Linked DNA regions of Homo sapiens: region 1 is linked to region 2. Evidence: read pairs that join two places in POLR2A ChIA-PET (ENCODE). Cell type or tissue: GM12878. All regions are shown on one strand. Region 1 overlaps ZNF579 (zinc finger protein 579). Region 2 overlaps HSPBP1 (HSPA (Hsp70) binding protein 1).

What was found. Peaks named below come from ENCODE experiments on the same cell type or tissue, not always from the same donor. Only the 100,000 strongest peaks of a DNase experiment are listed, where the experiment ranks them.
Region 1: POLR2A ChIA-PET joins it to region 2 with 5 read pairs; 3 of 35 experiments call an interaction of 5 or more read pairs at or near these places.

The regions. Positions count from the first base shown.
Region 1 is chr19:55,575,929-55,578,428 of GRCh38, forward strand. ZNF579 (zinc finger protein 579) reads right to left here. Exons shown (of 2, transcript NM_152600.3): 2 at 846-2,500. The coding sequence ends at 2,023. Among named protein-coding and RNA genes, the nearest start is that of ZNF579, 3.7 kb to the right of the region's middle. In GM12878, no CTCF peak of the experiment used is centred here; no DNase peak of the experiment used is centred here.
Region 2 is chr19:55,275,478-55,277,977 of GRCh38, forward strand. It overlaps HSPBP1 (HSPA (Hsp70) binding protein 1), which reads right to left. Exons shown (of 8, transcript NM_012267.5): 3 at 2,165-2,369. Among named protein-coding and RNA genes, the nearest start is that of HSPBP1, 3.4 kb to the right of the region's middle. RefSeq lists enhancers at 763-872, 2,224-2,500. In GM12878, no CTCF peak of the experiment used is centred here; a DNase peak (open chromatin) is centred at 1,074; H3K4me3 peaks cover 911 bases; H3K27ac peaks cover 1,924 bases.

The DNA.
Region 1 (2,500 bases), 300 kb after region 2:
TCCGTCTCAAAAGAATAAATAAATAAATAAATAAAATAAAAATTAGTCAAGCATGATGGTGCACACCTGTAGTCCCAGCTACTTGGGAGGCTGAGAAGAGAGAATCCCTTGAGCCAGGAAGTCGAGGCTGCAGTGAGCTGTGATCGCACCACTGCACTCCAGCCTGGGCAATAGAGCAAGATCCTGTGTCCAAAAAAAAAAAAAAAAATCCTGTAGTACCTACCTCCTAGCCTTTGCCCCTGTTTTTTCTTTGTCTGGTGTTGTCTTCTCACAGATGTTTCTCTCTCATACCTGGTTCCCTCCATCTTCATTCAAATCAAACATCGCCTGGCCAGAGAAGCCCCAACCCCCAGTCCTGCTCTGCCATCATACTGTCTGGTGGTTTACTCTTGGTAGCCCTTATACCTGGTGCTATATTGCATCCTGCTAGGACTTTTTTCAATGATGTAATGTTCTAGATCTGTCCTGTCCAATATGGCAGCCACCAGCCACATGGGGCTCTTTGGCCCTTGAAATAGTGAGACTGAGGCCGGGTGCAGTGGCTCACGCCTGTAATCCCAGCACTTTGGGAGGCTGAGGCGGGTGGATCACCTGAGGTCAGGAGTTCGAGACCAGCCTGGCCAATGTGGTGAAACCCGTCTCTACTAAAAATACAAAAAATTAGTTGGTTGTGGTAGCAGGCTCCTGTAATCCCAGCTACTCGGGAGGCTGAGGCAGGAGAATCCCTTGAACCTGGGAGGTGGAGGTTGCAGTGAGCCAAGGTCGTGCCATTGTACTCCAGCCTGGGCGACAAGAGTGAAACTCTCTCTCTCTCTCAAAAAAAAAAAAAGAGTGAAGAGTGTGACTGAGGAACCGAACTTTTACATTTATTTCATCTTAATGTCTTTACATTTCCATATTCTAAATTTAAACGGAAATAGCCACGTGTGTCTGCTGGATATCATATTGGACAGTGAAGATGTAGAATATCCCATCATCACAAAAAGTTCTCCCAGACTGGGCAAGATAGCAAGACTCCGTCTCTGCAAGAAATGAAACAATCAGCTGGGTGTGGTGGCATGCACCTGTAGTCCTAGCTCCTTGAGAGGCTAAGAGGATTGCTTGGGTCTGGGAGTTTGAGACTGCAGTGAGCTATGACTGCACCACGGCACTGCAGCTTGGGCAACAGAGTGAGGGAAGAAAGATTATGGAAACTTTTCTGAGAAAAAAAAAAAGTTATGTTGGACAATGCAGGGCTAGAATTCCAGCTCTTTCAGAGGAAGGTATTGGACTCCTCCTCAGTGCCTAGTACCACCGCTGACACAGAGTAAGGGTGTGGTAGAGATTGACTGAGTAAGGCGCGGAGCTTCCACAGGGCAGTGGTGAGGATAATCGCGCGGAGCTTCCACAGGGCAGCGGTGACGATGATCTATCTTCTCACATTCCTGTTTCTTCTCAACCCAGCCTTCACCGGCTTCTTGCTTGGTTGAGGGCCACATATTTTCTGATGCATCTGTGTCCTTCCTGCTCTGAACCCAAGTTCAGAGTTGGCTGGACAAATCCTGACTCGCCCCAGCGCCCCCAGCCTGCCCCACCTCCACAGAACACCTCGCTCTCTTGGATTTCACGAACTCACATTTATTCACAGACAGACAAAGGGACAAGGACAGACCTTTGCTCACTGGGGACCCCCAGGGTCTGGCAGTTCCAAAGAGGTGATGGTGTCCAGTGTGTGAAACGGGGGACAGGGAGGCGGGGGCGTCCCCACCAGTCTCCATCCCTCTGGCCAACTGTCCGCCGCCTTTTTTTCCAAGTCGTCCTGCCTTAAGACACATGTTGGGGTGAGCGGTTCCTAACCAGCATCAGGGGTTCTGGGGGCGGGCGATGGGGGAGGAAGGGGCAGTCCAGGGCCCCCCACTCCTTAGTGTCAAGGGCGTGAAGGGGACGGGTGGGTAGACAGAGGAGGTGGCTCCTTCAACTTCCCTCCTCCATTCTGCAAACCGGGGAGCTCAGGCGGAGCGGCGGAGGGCAGGGCGGCGAAGGTCAGGAGGCCAGGCCCCCCAGCCCGCGCAGGTGAGCCTTGCTGTCTACCTCTTCCTCCTCCATCTCGAAGGCTGAGTGGTCTTGGCTGTCGAAACAGGAGGCGCTGAGGAAGACAGGGGGAGCCGGCGGGGACTGGGGTGGGGTCCCCGGAGAGGGCGGCTCTTCCTTAATGTTTGCGAGGGGCAGCGGGAGCCCTTCTTCCTCCTGCTCGGCCTTCAGGGGCGGCGGGGGCGGTGGCGGCGACGTCGGGGCCTGGGCCTGCAGTGCCTGCAGCGCGGCGGCCCTCTCCAGCTCTGCGCGGTGGCAGCGCTGGTGGCGCAGGAGGCTGTAGGCGCGCGAGAAGCGGCGCGGGCAGCGGGGGCACGGGTGCGGGGCTGGGCCCCCCGCGTGCACCTGTGCGTGGCGCGCCAGGTCGGCCAGGCGCTTGAACTCCCGCTGGCAGCGCACGCACTGGAAGGGGCGCGCTCCCGAGTGGGTC
Region 2 (2,500 bases):
ACGGAGTATTACTCAGCCATAAAAAGGAATGAAGCAGCTGGGCGTGGTGGCTCAAGCCTATAATCCCAGCACTTTGGGAGGCCAGGGTGGGCAGATCACTTGAGGCCAGGAGTTCGAGACCAGCCCAGGTAACATAGCAAAACAGGGTTTTTGCTATGTTATATACTAAAAATACAAAAATGCCAGGCCTGGCCAGGTGCGGTGGCTCATGACTGTAATCCCAACACTTTGGGAGGCCAAGGTGGGTGGATCACGAGGTCAGGAATTCAAGACCAGCCTGGCCAACATGGTGAAACCTCATCTCTACTAAAAATACAAAAATTAGCTGGGCATGGTGGTGGGCGCCTATAAGCCCAGCTACTCAGAAGGGCAAGGCAGGAGAATCGTTTGAACCCGGGAGGCACAGGTTGCAGTGAGCTGAGATCGCGCCATTGCACTCTAGCCTGGGCAACAGGGTGAGACTCTGTCTCAGAAAAAAAAAAAAAAAAAATTTGCCAGGCCTGATGACATGCACCTGTAATCCCAGCTGTTTGGGAGGCTAAGGTATGAGAATCACTGAAACCCAGCAGGTGGAAGTTGCAGTGAGCTGAGATTGCACCACTGCACTCCAGCCTGGGAGACTGACTCAAAAAAAAAAAAAAAAAAAAAAGGAATAAAGCTCTGACACACGCCACAACATGGGCACGCCGCCTTTAGCACAATCAGCCAGACACAAAAGGTCACGTTATAATCATCTATATGAAATGTCCAGAACAGGCAAATTCATACAGCCAAAACGCTGATTAGTGGTTGCCAGGGGACCGGGGGAGGGCCGGCCTAATGGGTGCTGGGTCTCCTTTGCAGGCAATGGAAAAGTTCTGGAAATAGAGGTGGTGTTGCACAACATTCTGAATTGACTGTAAGTGGTATAAACAGTCATATGGGAGGATGTTCCCCTCAGCCCACCTTCATCAGCACTGTGCATCTTCATTAAGACAGAGAAGATACACATATATATTTATATTTATATACACAGAGAGCGCACGAGGCCAGGGAGGAAGTGGTATCTTTGGCTTTCGTTCTCATTTGATTACTAATAAGGTGTAAAATTGCTGCTGCTGTGATGATTGGACACTCAGCACAGTGCTTAGCACACAGCAGCTGCTCAACAGATATTTCCTGAACAAGCAAAAAATGAATGAAAGAGCAAAGTCGTTAAAAGCCATCCTGCGGATTGGAGCAGGAGTTCTCTGCCCGGATAAGACGGGGAGACACTGGGGAAAGGTAAGCTAGAGGGTGGCGGCTGCACTGCAGGTCTTCTCGGGGTGCTGCATGCGCTCACAGAGGAGGGCTTCCCAAACTCCGTCCAGCCCCTGTCCAAAATGAAGACACCTGACTCCCAGGCCTGACACGTTACGTTTACTCTGTGCCTGGTGTTGTGCGGGCCTGGGGGTTTCTCTCGGCCCAGCCTGCGTACAAGAGGAAGTAATCAGGACCTGCCCAAACCAGACTGCCATGTAGCAGCACAGCCTGAACTATGAACCAAGGAAGTGACACCCCAAATCCACACCCTCAATTGCTACACCACCCAACCCCTCCAAATGGAAGTGAGCTCTCCTCAAACCTTCTGTGAGCTCTGCTGCTTGGAGTAAAACAGCATTTACCTCCCCATCTGCGAGGCCCACCCCAGCGCTGTTTCCTGCGCCTGGCCCCTCACTCACTCTACTCTGCCTCAAGGGCCTGGCTGCTGTTCCTGAACACACCAGGCACACTCTGGCCTCAGGGCCTTTGCACTGGCTGTTCCTACTGTCTGGAATGCTTTTCCCAGAGATCATCCCACAACTCTCACCTCACTTCAGGTCTCTGATCAAACGTCACCCCGGGGAGGCCTTCTCTGCCACCCCACCCATGCCACTTTCCCTCTTGTACTCTGGGGAGTGGCAGTGGACACCCAGAGGACTAGGAGAGAAACAGCCATCTCAGAGCTGATCAGGGAAGTGGGGGACTCCACCTGCCATGAGGGTGAGGCAGAGCCTTGCTCCTTATGGCAATGGAGGCGAACAGGCTGATGGTGAGAAGGCAGCAGGGAGGCTGACGGTGTGAGCCCCAAGAGTAGGGGCAAGAGCTGAGAGGCAGCAGGACATGTACAGAGGGGCAGAACGTCCTGGCGGGGGAAGCGGGGTACCTGCGGCATTGTCCATGTTCTCACACAGGTCGGCCAGCAGCTCCAGGGCCCCCTCTCGCTCTTGCTGGTCGGCCGCCTGCTCGGCCTCCCCAGCAGTGGGGGGCATGGGCTGTGACAGCACTCGGAGGCAGCTCTTCATCTGCTCCACCTCCTCCCGCTGGCCTCGGAAGGCAGCCGACATGGCCTCCTGCAGCCACTGACGCCTCTGGAGACCAAGGCGAGGAGGAAAGAAGGAGATCCATCAGTCATTCATTACAAAGGAACAGCCATTAATAAAGACAGCCAACAACTGAGGGCTGATGTTCCTTCAGTCAACAAATATCGGCTGGGAGCTGT